Regions from separate parts of the Homo sapiens genome. Here region 2 is linked to region 1. A link is a contact called in ENCODE Hi-C or POLR2A ChIA-PET data. All regions are on one chromosome and are shown on one strand. The core of a region is the stretch at or near the end of the contact, and the rest is flanking DNA. Distances in the headings are between cores, read along the strand shown. Region 1 overlaps INTS2 (integrator complex subunit 2). Region 2 has its middle 35 kb from the start of MED13.

Region 1 (6,669 bases), core at 3,074-5,573:
GACCTGAGGAAGCAAAATGCTAAACTGGTAGAAGAGAAAACCCATCCATTTTATACCACGGAATTCCCAAAGGGCTCAGGCTACTCCAGGCAGTTCCAGGACTGAGAGTGAAGACAGACTAAAATTAAGAGGTTGACATTCTATATAAGTAGTAGACCTCCAAATCACCTCCTGCATTCTGCACAACTAGAAGAATACCCTTCCCTCAGCAGAGAGAAGACTGGAGATTTATTGTCTGGAGGTGGTAAAATCATGCATCTGAATTAAGGGACAACCAGGTATATCTGGAGCACCATTCTGAAAGTAGGAGAATTAAGTAAACGATTATACTGCAGGCTGATATCTACCAGCCCTTAACCCTCACTCTTTAACTTTGTTTATGGGTTTCTGTATAGGTCTTCCCTCTCCAGGCCAGACAATAATCTTTAGAACTCTGATCAGCCCAAGAGTTTCCCAAAGACCCACTTATGCATTAGAGGTTCTAATATGCTTTTTCATTTCCTAGTCTTAAATATGAACAATCGGCCAGACGTGGTGGCTCACACCTGTAATCCCAGCACTTTGGGAGGCCAAGGCAGGCAGATCACCTGAGGTCAGGAGTTCGAGACCAGCCTGACCAACATGGAGAAACCCCATCTCCACTAAAAATACAAAACTTAGCTGAGGGTGGTGGCACATGCCTATAATCCCAGCTACTCGGGAGGCTAACACAGGACAATCACTTGAACCCGGGAGGCAGAGGTTGCGGTGAGCCGAGATCACACCATTGCACCATGGGCAACAAGAGCAAAACTCTGTCTCAAAAATTATATTTATATATGTATATGAACAATTAATATTGGCTGGGTGTGGTGGCTCACACCTGTAGTTACAGCACTCTGGGAGGCAAAGGCAGGAGGATCACCTTAGGCCAGGAGTTCAAAATCAGCCTGGGCAACAAAAGTGAGACCCCATCCCTACAAAAAACTTTTAAAAATAAGCCAGGTGTGGTGGCCCACACTGGCCACTTGGGAGGCTGAGGTGGAAGGATCTGTTGACCCCAGAAGTTCAAAGCTGCAATGAGTTATGACTGTACCACTGAGTTTGCCCCGAGCAACAGAGAGAGCCCCCATCTCTAAATAAATAAATAAATAGAAATTTAAAAATAATAATAAATATTAAGTATCTGAGAAAAGCTTCTAACTTTAAAAATAGAGACCCAAAAAAGGCAGGGAAAAAAAGCAGCTTAGAGAAAAGAAGCAATACAAATAATAAAATCTCTTCAAAATCAGTATGACTAATATCAAAGAAATTATGCTATAATGAACCAATAGACACTACAAAGAAGAAACATTCAGAGAGCCAAAAAAGCACTCTTAGAAATTAAAGACTGAATAGGAATTGAAGATAAAGTTAAAGACAAATCCTAAAAGGCAGAATGATTTCTTTTTTTTTTTTTTTTTTTTTTTTTTTTTTTTTTTTTTCTGAGATGCAGTCCCGCTCTGTAGCCCAGGCTGGAGTGCAGTGGCGCAATCTCGGCTCACTGCAAGCTCTGCCTCCCAGGTTCACGCCATTCTCCTGCCTCAGCCTACAGGACTGCAGGCGCCCGCCACCATGACCGGCTAATATTTTTTTGTATTTTTTTTAGTAGAGACGGGGTTTCACCGTGTTAGCCAGGATGGTCTCGATCTCCTGACCTCAGGTGATCCACCTGCCTCAGCCTCCCAAAGTGCTGGGATTACAGGCGTGAGCCAGTGTGCCTGGCCATTTTGCTCCTTCAGAATGGGTATGTGTGAAGTAAATTCTTTTTGAGACTGGGTATTTCTGAAAATATCTTTGTCCTACTTTGACATCTGATTGATAGTTTGATGGGGTATGGAATTCTAAGTTGGAAATAATTTCCTTTCAGGACTTTGAAGGTGTTGCTTCATTGTCTTCTAACTTCCAGTGTTGTCAGGAAGTCTGACATTCTGATTCCTGGTCCTTTGTGTGGCCTATTTGTTTTTAATATAGAAACTCGTAGGATTAGTTTTTTATCCCTAGGGTTTTGAAATTTCTGGATGATATGCCTTAGCCTGAGTCTCTTTTTGACTATTGTCCTAGGCATTCAGTAAGCCCTTTGAACCTGGAAACTCATGTCTCTCAGTTCTAGGAAATTTTCCTGAATAAATTTGTTGGTAATGTTTTCTTCTTGGGTGTTCTGTCTAAAACCTCCTTTTATTTGGAATTGGACTTTTTGAAATGATTGTCGTATTTTCTTATCCTTTCCTCTTTTCCTTCCCCTCAATCTTGTTCTACTTTTTAGAAAACAGCTTTATTGAGATGTAATATACATACCATAAGATTTACCCAAAGTGTACAATTGAGTGGTTTTTAGTGTATATACAGAGTTATGCAACCACCAACACAACAGAATTTTAGAACCTGTTCAGCACTCTAAAAATAACTTGCTCATTCTAAGACCAGGTACAGTGGCTCACCCCTGTAAACCCAGTGGTTTGAGAGACTGAGGTGGGAGGACTGTTTCAGGCCATGAGTTTCAGACTAGCCTGGGCAACACAGCGAAACACTGTCTCTTAAAAAAAAAAAATTCTCCAGGGGTAGTGGAACGTGCCTTAGTCCCAGCTATTTGGGAGGTTCAAGGAGAAGGATCACTTCAACCCAGGAGTTCAAGATTACAGTGAGCTATGATTGTGCCATAGCACTACAGCCTGGGTGAAAGAGCTTAAAAAAAAAAAAAAAAAAAAAACAGAGGCTGGGCACGGTGGCTCACGCCTGTAATCCCAGCACTTTGGGAGGCCGAGGCGGGTGGATCGCGAGGTCAGGAGATCGAGACCATCGTGGCTAACATGGTGAAACCCCGTCTCTACTAAAAATACAAAAATTAGCCGGGCGTGGTGGCAGGCTCCTGTAGTCCCAGCTACTCGGGAGGCTGAGGCAGGAGAATGGCGTGAACCTGGGAGGTGGAGCTTGCAGTGAGCCAAGATATCGCACCACTGCACTCCAGCCTGGGCGACAAAGCTAGACTCCGTCTCAAAAAAGGAAAAAAAAAAAAAAAAAAAGAAAGAAAGGATAGGTTTTCTTTTTAATTTTTTTTTTTTTAAACAAAGACAGGAGTCGCACTATGTTGCCCCAGCTGGCCTCGAACTCATAGCCTCAAGCAACCCTCCCGCCTCAGCCTCCTGAGTAGCTGGGACTACAGGTGTGAGCCACCACGCCTGGGTAATATGATGATATGAGATATAAGAAACAGAAGATCCAACAAAGGAGAGATGAAGCAAGTCTCCAAAATGATGGTGAAGGTCAATCCCAGGATGAGAGCTTTATACTACCAGGTATACCTGGTAACCATTCCAGACCAAAATGCTCCTGAAGAAATCTCCTCAAGAAGATGAAACTCACAGACTGTCTAATGAGTCAAAACATCTGGAGAGAAGATTTAGGCTGGCAGAGAGTTTGAGGTTACATGAATGGTACATATAACACCAAGAAAGTTAAAAGCAAAAAACAAAAACACAGGATAAATATTAATCCAAAAAAAAAAAAACAAGTTTTACAAGGAAGTAAAAAATAATCATATACTGCATGGTTGAGTTCTCAGTAGTGCTTACATAATCATAACAACTATATATTGATCTAATCTAAATTATAACCATACTAGGAGAATGAGAGGATAGGAAGGACATGTATGGATGTGTTTAGGACAGGGAGAAAAAAGACAGAGAACTAATTTCTCATCTTTCATACTGGGAACTCAATAAAAAATACCTAAAAGCAAAAATCAAGAGGTATCAAATACAAACATATTATTACAGATGTAGCAGTAAAACACAAAATAAACAGCTAAAAGAATTGAAAGACACTGCTTCTAAGAAAGATAAAATAGGAAGGAGAGAAGGAAGGACTGCTATTTGCCTTAACAAATCCTGAAGAACTATTTCGACTTATTTAAACAATGTACATATATAAGATAAATAAAATGAATCAGATGCTACTGATATCCTTATTTTAAAAAAATACAAATAAGCTGGGCCAGTGGCATACACCTGCAGTCCCAGCTACTTGGGAGGCTGAGTCAGGAGGATTATTTGAGGCCAGGAGTTCAAGGCTGCACTGTGCTATGATCATACCCATGAACAGCCACTGTACTCCAGCCTGGGCAACAAAGCTAGACCCCTTCTCTTAAAAATTGGAAAAAACAAAACAAAACTACGACTGTCCATACCTAGACCAGCTTTTGTAGAAAACTCTTATCTAATGCTATACAATTTTATTGAGTAAATAAAAGTAAACCTTGAGAAAATGGAGCAACTTATATAGTTAGGTACCTGACAAGTGTAGAAAAGGCCAGTAGCATACAAAAGGAAAGTGAAACAAAGCGAACCCCAGCTGGCGTAGCAGGAGGACGGCTCGTCATCAACTGCAGTAATTGCTCAGCTTCTTCTTCAGTTGGTCTAAAAAGGAATACATCATTAGGCTTTACATTTTTAGTTGGGATGAAGAAGAAAAAGTGAATTTTTAACCTTTTAGTTACAAATTTTAAACTTTATAATGGTATCTTGCTATTTATAAAATCTTTAACATCTCAAGTTGCCAAATGCAAAACTGTTGAGAAATTACAACTACAGTGTTTTACTGTGGACACAAATACAGGCAGGTCCTCCCTTTGCCCTGTAGTGTGAGACCATAAAAATGACCATGCAAGCTGAAATCATGCAACACAATCTTAATAATCAATGGTGAAAAGTATGGTTGTACTGTAGCCTTTAAAATTTTTGTCAAAACATTAAAAACTCTGTTGATTATAATGCATAATTTTTTTTTTTTTTTTTTGAGACAAGGTCTTGCTCCATCGCCCAGGCTGGAGTGTAGTGGCAGGATCAGAGCTCACTTCAGCTTTGACCTTCCAGGCTCAGGTAATCCTCCCACGTCAGTCCTCATGTAGCTAGGACCACAGGTATGCGCCACCATGCCCAGCTTATTTTTTTTAGTAGAGACAGGGTTTTGCCACGTTCCCCAGGCTGGTCTCAGACTCCTGGGCTCAAAAAATCCACCTCCCTTGGTCTCCTAAAATGCTGGGATTACAGGTGTAAGTCACTGTACCCAGCCAGGAATTTTTTTTTTTAAATGGTAAAACTAATATTTTTATAGTACTCTAATTGAAAATATTAGAAACATTGGGAATTAAACTGTTTTCTTTCTTTCTTTTTTTTGAGACAGAGTCTCACCCTGTCGCCCAGGCGGGAGCGCAGTGGCACAATCTCGGCTCACTGCAAACTCTACCTCCTAAGTTCAAGCAATTCTCCTGCCTCAGACTCCTGAGTAGCTGGGACTACAGGCACACGCCATCATTCCCAGCTAATTTTTGTATTTTTAGTAGAGAGAGGGTTTCACCATCTTGAATAGGTTGTCCTCGAACTCCTGACCTCACTGATCCACAAGCCTTGGCCTCCCAGAGCGCTCGGATTATGGGCGTGAGCCACTGTGCCCGGTCTTAAAGTTTTTTTATTTCTTCGTAAAGACTTTATCAAGAGTAGTTTAAACAGCCTTTGCCTCCTTTTTTTTATGTTTTTTGTTTTTGTAGAGATGGAGTTTCACTCTTATTGCCCAGGCCGGACTGCAATGGTGCAATCTTAGCTCACCGCAACCTCCACCTCCTGGGTTCCAGTGATTCTCCTGCCTCAGCCTCCCAAGTAGCTGGGATTACAGGCATGTGCCACCACACCCAGCTAATTTTGTATTTTTAGTAGAGACAGGGTTTCTCCATGTTGGTCAGGCTGGTCTCGAACTCCCAACCTCAGGTGATCTGTCCACCTTGGCCCCCCAAAGTGCTGGGATTACAGGCGTGAGCCACCGCGCCTGGCCTATGCTTTCATCTTTATTGGCCAACTGTCTCTTCCAATTATCTGTTTTTGGAATATAATGTTCCAAAAACTGTTTCCATGTTTTGGAACATGAGTTCATTATGGAGAGAAAGGAAGCAATACAGGTTGAGTAACCCCAATCCAAAAAACCTAAAATCTGAAATGCCCCCAAACTCCAAAACATTCTGAGTGCCAATATGAGGTAATGAGCTCAAAGGAAATGCTCATTGGAGCATTAAGGATTTTGAATTTCTGTTAGGGATGCTAAATCGGTAAATATAAACATTCCAAAATCCGAAAAGTTCTAAAATCCCAAACGCTTCTGGTCTCAAGCATTTCAGATAAGGGATATTCAACCTTTACAACTACCTCCTCTGCTATATGTACATGAATCAAATAACAGGTGTGCAGTAACCAGCTACCGACAGACTTTGAAAGAAGTGAGGCCATTGGTCACTAACCATGATGTACATCTGTTATTTACTTAGTGATCTGTGTCCTGAGGAGCTCACAAACTCTATACAATTAACTGGTTAATGTATCATGGCAACTGAAATGGCAACTGTGTTGAGAGACCAGCATTATTTAAATAAACTGGCGTAACTGAAACTCATGCATATTGGAGACATGCAAATGAGGACTGTATGTACAATTATTAAGAACACTATTCAAAAGGATTTTGTATGGTGACTAAGAAACATTGTACTGGCCAGGCACAGTGGCTCATGCCTGTAATCCCAGCACTTTGGGAGGCTGAGGCAGGCAGAACACCTGAGGTAAGGAGTTCAAGACAAGCCTGGCCAACATGGTGAAACCCCGTCTCTAC
Region 2 (6,778 bases), core at 637-3,136, 190 kb after region 1:
GCTGGGACTACAGGCGCCCGCCACCGCGCCCGGCTAATTTTTTTGTATTTGTAGTAGAGATGGGTTTCACCGTGTTATCGAGGATGGTCTCGATCTCCTGACCTGGTGATCTGCCTGCCTCGGCCTCCCAAAGTGCCGGGATTATAGGCATGAGCTACCGCGCCCGGCCTATTTTTTAATTGTTAATTAATGAACTTTATTTTTAGAGCAGTTTCATAGGTTTACAGAAAACTGAGCACATAGTACAGGGAGTTCCTTTATACCCACTTTCTATGCCACTCACAGTTCCCCCTATTATTAGCATCTTGAATTAGTGTGGTACATTTCTTACAACTGATAAACCAATATTGATACTTATTATTAACCGAAGACTGTTATTATGAACCAAAGCTTACATTATGGTTTAGTCTCCTGTTGTATAATAAATGTATGACATGTATCCACCATTGCAGTATCATACAGGATAGTTTCGCTGCTCTAAAAATCCCTCATACTTCACATCCCTTACCAGTGATTGTTTCAAAAGTGGATCCTGTGGCCAGGTGCGGTGGCTCATGCCTATAATCCCAGCACTTTGGGAGGCCAAGGCAGAAAGATCACTTGAGGGAAGTTTGGGCAGTATAGCAAGACCCCATCTCTACAAAAAATTAAAGAATTAACCAGGTGTGGTGGTGTGCACCTGTAGTCCCAGCTACTCAGGAGGCTGAGGTGGGAGGATTGCTTGAGCCTAGGAGTTCGAGGCTGCGGTGAGCCATGATTGCACCACTGCACTCCAGCCTGGACAACAGAATGGGACTCCATCTCAAAAAAAAAAAAAAATCAAAATGCAGATCTTTATTACAGCAAAACATACCTCCAAAACTGCAGATCTTCTGTCTCTCCCCTCACTCAGCCTCACCTTGTTCCACTATCTAGCATTCTGTTTCCAACCATACAGGTCTTTTTGTTTCAATCCCTCAAGCCACACTCAATTCTGTCTCAGAGTTTTGCTCATGTTGTTTTTTTCTTCATGAAATGTCCCATTCTACCTCCCGGCCCCAACTCCAGGTCTTATCACAGCTGCCTCCTTCCTAAACTGTGAGCTCCTCACTGGCAAAGCTGTGTTATTGTACCCATGGTACCCAGCACCTAGTGGATGTGTAATAAATGTTTGCTGAATAATATTAATAATTAAATTATTAGATGAAGAGAACAACAGCACAGAGTTTCACTTGATTGTGAGGAGCTTGGGAAGGGTACTGAAAGTTTGCAATGACGGCTAGGGGATGAAAGGGAAGGAAATGCTGATAGGAAAAATGCCTATTCAATAGGCTGAGAACACAGCTAAAAATCTGTAGAGGCGGCCAGGCACATTGCTCAGGCCTGTAGTCTCAGCACTTTGGGAAGCCAAGGGGAAAGGATTGCTTGATCCCAGGAGTTTGAGACCAGCCTGGACAACATGACAAGACTCTGTCTCTATAAAAAGAAAAAAGAAAAAAATTTAATTAGCTATGCATGGTGGTGTGCCCCTGTAATCCCAGCTACTTGGGAAGCTGAGGCAGAAGGATGCTTGAGTCCATGAGTTTGAGGCTACAGTGAGCCATGATCATGCCACTGCACCCCAGCATGGGTAAAAGAGTAAAAGTCTGTCTCAAAAAAGAAAAGAAAATTTGTAGAGGCCTCAACCCATCAGATGGTGTCAGGGGAGAGCGCTGGATGAATAGTTACAGTGATAAAGAGTTTAAGATTTGCAGGGTGGAACTGTTCTGGTAGTGACAAAGTACAGGGTGTGGCCATAGGAGTCCACTGAAGAGAACTGGAAGTGAAGACGCTGAGTATGAAAGGTCAGGAAACTAAGAAGCTGGGTCATTGAGTGGGTGGCCTACAAAGTCAGCAAAATCTCCCTTCCGCCCAGGAAGAAGAAGTGAGACAGGTATTTAAGAAATATGGCTGATGGATGACAGAGATGAAAGGAGAGAAGATGACAAGTTGGATGTCATGGACTTCATTGGGGCAGAGGTTTTTCATAGGGAAGAAATTGTTAGAAGGGTCTTAGGGAACTGGAAGAATGTTGTTGCTAATGCCTCCCTGTATTGGGGGCATGAAAGAATAAATAGCTTCTACTCGAAAGAAGTACAGGGGAAGTGGTAACCTCAGGGGAAAGCCAGGTTTCAGTTCAGACTAGAAGGTGAGGGAGTTTGCAAGGTGTCTGGTTGCACATAACAGAAATCAGCTCCAGCTATCTGTGGCCAGTAGTGAGTGACGGGTTGAGGGAGTTGGGTATCTTGGACAGTTGCACAAGATGGTAGCCACAGGCCTATCATTATGGGTGAGAAGATGCTATGATGGTCTTGATGAGCTGGGAAGACACTCCAAAAAGGTGTCCACTTTAGATAGTTCTGTGAAGAAGTTAAGGAAGTAGGAGAATTCACCAACAGACAGGGGTTCCATAGGACACAAATATTAATGGAATGTCTGGGGAAGTAGAGAGAAACAGAAGTACAGAGAAATATGGGGATTAGAATGGTCTGTGGGTTCCAAGTGGTGGTATCAGGAAGGTGGTATCTAGAATGGTAGGTACAGGAGGACCTACAAGCACATGGTGACATTTGTCGTGTCTGTCTAGCCCCTATTCTATTCCAAATATCTGTCTGCTCCCTAATTCGTCTTCATCCATTGAATTAGAGTTTCTTTCCTTTGTGTGTGTGTGGGTGTGGGTGGGTGGGGGGACAGAGTCTTGCCCTGTTGCCCAGGCTGGAGTGCAGTGATGCAATCATAGCTCAGTGCAGCCTTGAACTCCTGAGCTCAAGCAATCCTCCCACCTCACACTCCTGAGTAGCTGGATATACAGGGGCACCACCACACATGACTAATTTTTTTAAAAAATTTTGTAGAGATGGGAGTCTCACTGTGTTGTCCAGGCTGGTCTGGATCTCCTGGCTTCAAGCAACCTTCCCACCTTGGCTTCCCAAAGTATTGGGATTACAGGCATGAGCCCGGCTGAATTTGAATTTCTGACTTTCTTTGCCTCATCCCCTTTCTTTGCCCCAGAACATCTCTTAGAGCTTCACTGTGCCACCACGACTTCTGCTACCTCCTTAAGAAGCTGCACCCTGGATTATTTCTTAAACACCCACTGTGCGGGTTGGATGCTGACCCAGCCTGCTCTACTGAGCCCTGTGAAGCCCCCACCATCTTCTAACTTACCATATTATATTGTAATATTTTTGTGTCTCTCTTGTGTTCTAATCTATGAGTTTCTTCAAGAGCAGACATTATTTCTTGTTCTTATTTACAGTCCTCCCCTGTAATGTCTAGCACATTGCTTGTGACCCAGGCAGGGATGGACTTGTCGAATGACTGACTGAATGACTGAGTGAGTGAATGGACTTTGATCTCTTATTGTCCTGTTCCTGTAGTCTAGAAATGTTAGACTCAGAGGTACCCTCTCTGGCAAGACTTTCCCTTTCTTGCCCACCCTTTTATCTGATTTCCTGGTTTTGATTTCATGCTTGCCAGACATAGACCATTTGCTGGGCTAAAGAAACCCAGCTTGAGAGATACCCTGTCCCAATTCTTCCTGGCCTGCTCCTCCCAGGATCCTCCTAGAATATGGGTCTGAGACATATTGAATGTTTTCTCTACTTCCTAAAATGACATCTCTATAATATAGGCTGAGTCCCCATCCCTGAACACTTGGGTTAGGGCCAGGATCACCTGGTCCATATTCCCCAGACTGTCTTTTCCCACCTTCAACACATCTACCATCCTAGCAGAAGGGAAGCCCAGGTTTAGTGAACAGAGTGGCTGAGAAGTTACATGGCCATGATAATGCCTGATTTCAGGAAAGGGATTACTTCTGGAATAGCAGGGAGATGACATGAGAGCAGGCACAGGCTACGGGAGCTTCAACTGTACGGGTGATATTTTATTTCTAAGATGGGTACATACTCATTCGTGATTCCTTAAATCTCTTTTTTTTTTTTTTTTGAGATGGAGTCTCACTCTGTTGTCCAGGCTGGAGTGCAATGGCGTGATCTCTGCTCATTGCAATGTCCACCTCCCGGGTTCAGGTGATTCTCCTGCCTCAGCCTCCCGAGTAGCTGGGATTACAGGTGTGCGCCACCAAGCCCAGCTAATTTTTATTTTTTTAGTAGAGATGGTGTTTTGTTATGTTGCCCAGGCTGGTCTCAAACTCCTGACCTCAAGTAATCCATCTGCCTGGGCTTCCCAAAGTGCTGGGATTACAGGCCTGAGCCACCACACCTGGCATAAATGTTTTGTAATCCTGAAACATTTCAATGACAAAGCTTAGAATGAGAGGTACTCAGCTTTTGCCTTAGCAGAATGCCTGCAGGTGGACCTGGGGATAGAGACAGTAGTGGTTAATGGACTCTAGGGGTTTAGGGGAATTAAATCAAAGTGTTCAGCAGAGAGAGGACAAAGGGGCAGTAGAGGGCTTCTGGGCTCAGGGCCAACATCTTGGACCACAAGTCTATAAGCTGAGTTTGACTGACTGTAAAAGCCTGTGAATCTATTGTATTCACTGGCAAAAATCTTCAAAATAGGCAATCCCCAGCTTATTAGTTTATTTATTGGTCTGTTGTCTGGAACTGGGAACAAGTTTTCCTATAGAAACAATATTACAAATGGTGGCTCTGCCCCAAGGCCAGCCCACAAAAGCTCACAGAACCGTAATGTACCTGAAATATTGTACTCATAATACTAAAGATCCTGACCACTATTTATAAAAGTGTTTCTGTGGGAAAGTGCATTTCGAGTTTTAATGCCGGTAACACATATTCCTCAGCCCTGTGAGTCCTCTGGACTCTTGACCTTACTCCCACTGTGCTGATTCTTATCAGAATGGCACCATAAGCGCTGGCACCATAAGCAGCAGGAAGGCAAGTTAGTTGCTTTCTGTTGCTACAGAATTCAAGCTGAAGTTTCAAGCAATTCATCTTCACTGAGCTGACCCCAACCCCTACCATGTACCCTGGCCTGTGATCTAAGTTTAGCCTTTTAAACACAACAAAGAGCCTCTTATGCAAAACATGCTTTGTGCACCCTATCCCAAGCTGATACATAAACTCTGTCACATTAGGGACTCAATTTGGATGTTTCTGGAATGCCAAAGATGAGCGGGAGTCTTCGTTTCATGAGGAAAATGGTCTGGAAAATTTTGGGACTAGTAAAATCCCTGAGACACTGGAAAGGGACAGCTTTTGAAGAGGGGCTTGTATAATCAAGCGGAGAAGTCACCTGATGTTGACTGAAAGGAGATGAAAAATGTCCCTAAGGAGGCCAGGCATGGTGGCTCACGCTTATAATCCCAGTGCTTTGGTAGGCCGAGGTGGGCGGATCACTTGAGGTCAGGAGTCACAACGCCAGGAGTTTGAGACCAGCCTGGCCAACATGGTGAAACCCCATCTCTACTAAAAATACAAAAATTAGCTGGGCATGGTGGCGACCGCTTGTAACCCCAGCTACTTGAGAGGCTGAGGCATGAGAATAGTTTGAACCCAAGAGGCAGAGGTTGCAGTGAGCCCAGATCATACCACTGCACTCTAGCCTGGGTGACGGAGCGAGACTCTGGCTCAAAAAAAAAAAAAAAAGAGTCCCTAAGTTTAGAACACTGGTGTCTTTGGCAAGGACAAGTATCTCTGAGTATGATACAGACACTCAAATACTCTCACTTAGAGAGTTCAGGTGGAGAACTGAAATCTGAAAGATCCACATGACATTCTGGGGGCCTAAAAACTATGATTTCTTCATAGACAAAAGATATTTTCTGTTGGCTATGAAGATTGTAATTGTAGGAAACTTTCTCACTATATCCAGAGCCCCAGCCTCAGTGGTAGAGGACAATGACATGTGGTGGTCCTGTTGGCCTGGAGGAGTAGCGAGGATTCAAGATTAGAGCCTGGGATAGTCACAGAGGCCGTTGAAGGACAGCATGAGTCCCTGGGACGCTCAGGACTAGATCCACTTTGGGCAGTTGGGGCTTCGAGCCCTAGTGCCACACAGGGCTTATTTTGGTAAAGCACTCTGATTGGGACAATACCTTTCCTCTATGGTGTACAGTCTTGATGGGACTAGAAATCAAACTGCCTTGTTCTTTCCTAGCCAGGGAGCGAGGTGAACAGACTGTTTCCTTAGATTTGAATCTTAGGGCTGGGCACGGTGGCTCACACCTGTAATCCTAGCACTTTGGGAGGCTAAGGCTGATGGATCACTTGAGCACAGGAGTTTGAGACCAGCCTGAGCAACATGGCGAAACCCTGGCTCTACAAAAAAAATACAAAAAAATTAGCTGGGCCTGGTGGCGTGCACCTGTAGTCCCAGCTACCTGCGGGGCTGAGGTGAGAGGATCGCTTTAGCCCAGGAGGTCAAGGTTGCAGTGAGCCGAGATCACACCACTGCACTCCACCCTGGGTGACAAAGTGAGGCGCTGTCTCAGAAAAAAAAAAAAAAGATTTGAATCTTGAATGGCACGACCTAGACACTAAAAGCTGGTTGGCACCTATTGTCCCAGCGTTGTGCCCCCAGCCACCTTAACCTCTAGAGTTGCCCGGCTTCCTGTCCTCCAAGCAGACTCTCTAGCTTTCCCATGAGTCCCATCTGCTACCTATTATCCTCCCAAAACAGTTCTCTCCTACTCAAGTCATCCAGTCTGTTTCTGTTTTGTATGATTGAAGAACTCTCACTAATACAGACTCTGATGGCAGAAGGTTGATCAAGGAAAATCTGCCAGTACAATTTGTAAAGCAACTCAAAGCCTAAATCAGCAGAAGGAATA

The links. Hi-C counts contacts between places; a loop is a spot of excess contacts on that map. ChIA-PET counts read pairs that join two places held with the same protein, here RNA polymerase II (POLR2A). Pooled maps may share reads with other maps.
Region 2: a loop to region 1 is called in a map with no recorded cell type, with 2.6 times the contacts of the local background. The contact joins two enhancer-like sites. A Hi-C loop is called at or near these places in 3 of 37 single-sample maps with no recorded cell type and 8 of 50 pooled maps. POLR2A ChIA-PET finds 5 or more read pairs at or near these places in 3 of 52 experiments (PC-3, Panc1 and WTC11).

The regions. Positions count from the first base shown.
Region 1 is chr17:61,900,153-61,906,821 of GRCh38, forward strand. INTS2 (integrator complex subunit 2) reads right to left here. Exons shown (of 25, transcript NM_001351695.2): 9 at 4,308-4,433. Among named protein-coding and RNA genes, the nearest start is that of INTS2, 24 kb to the right of the region's middle. RefSeq lists an enhancer at 4,165-4,474. Within about 2 kb of position 4,324, at least 4 of the 41 ENCODE cell types and tissues checked have a DNase peak (open chromatin) inside an H3K27ac peak, as active enhancers do.
Region 2 is chr17:62,096,910-62,103,687 of GRCh38, forward strand. No RefSeq gene overlaps it. Among named protein-coding and RNA genes, the nearest start is that of MED13, 35 kb to the left of the region's middle. RefSeq lists an enhancer at 4,003-4,608. Within about 2 kb of position 1,887, at least 2 of the 41 ENCODE cell types and tissues checked have a DNase peak (open chromatin) inside an H3K27ac peak, as active enhancers do.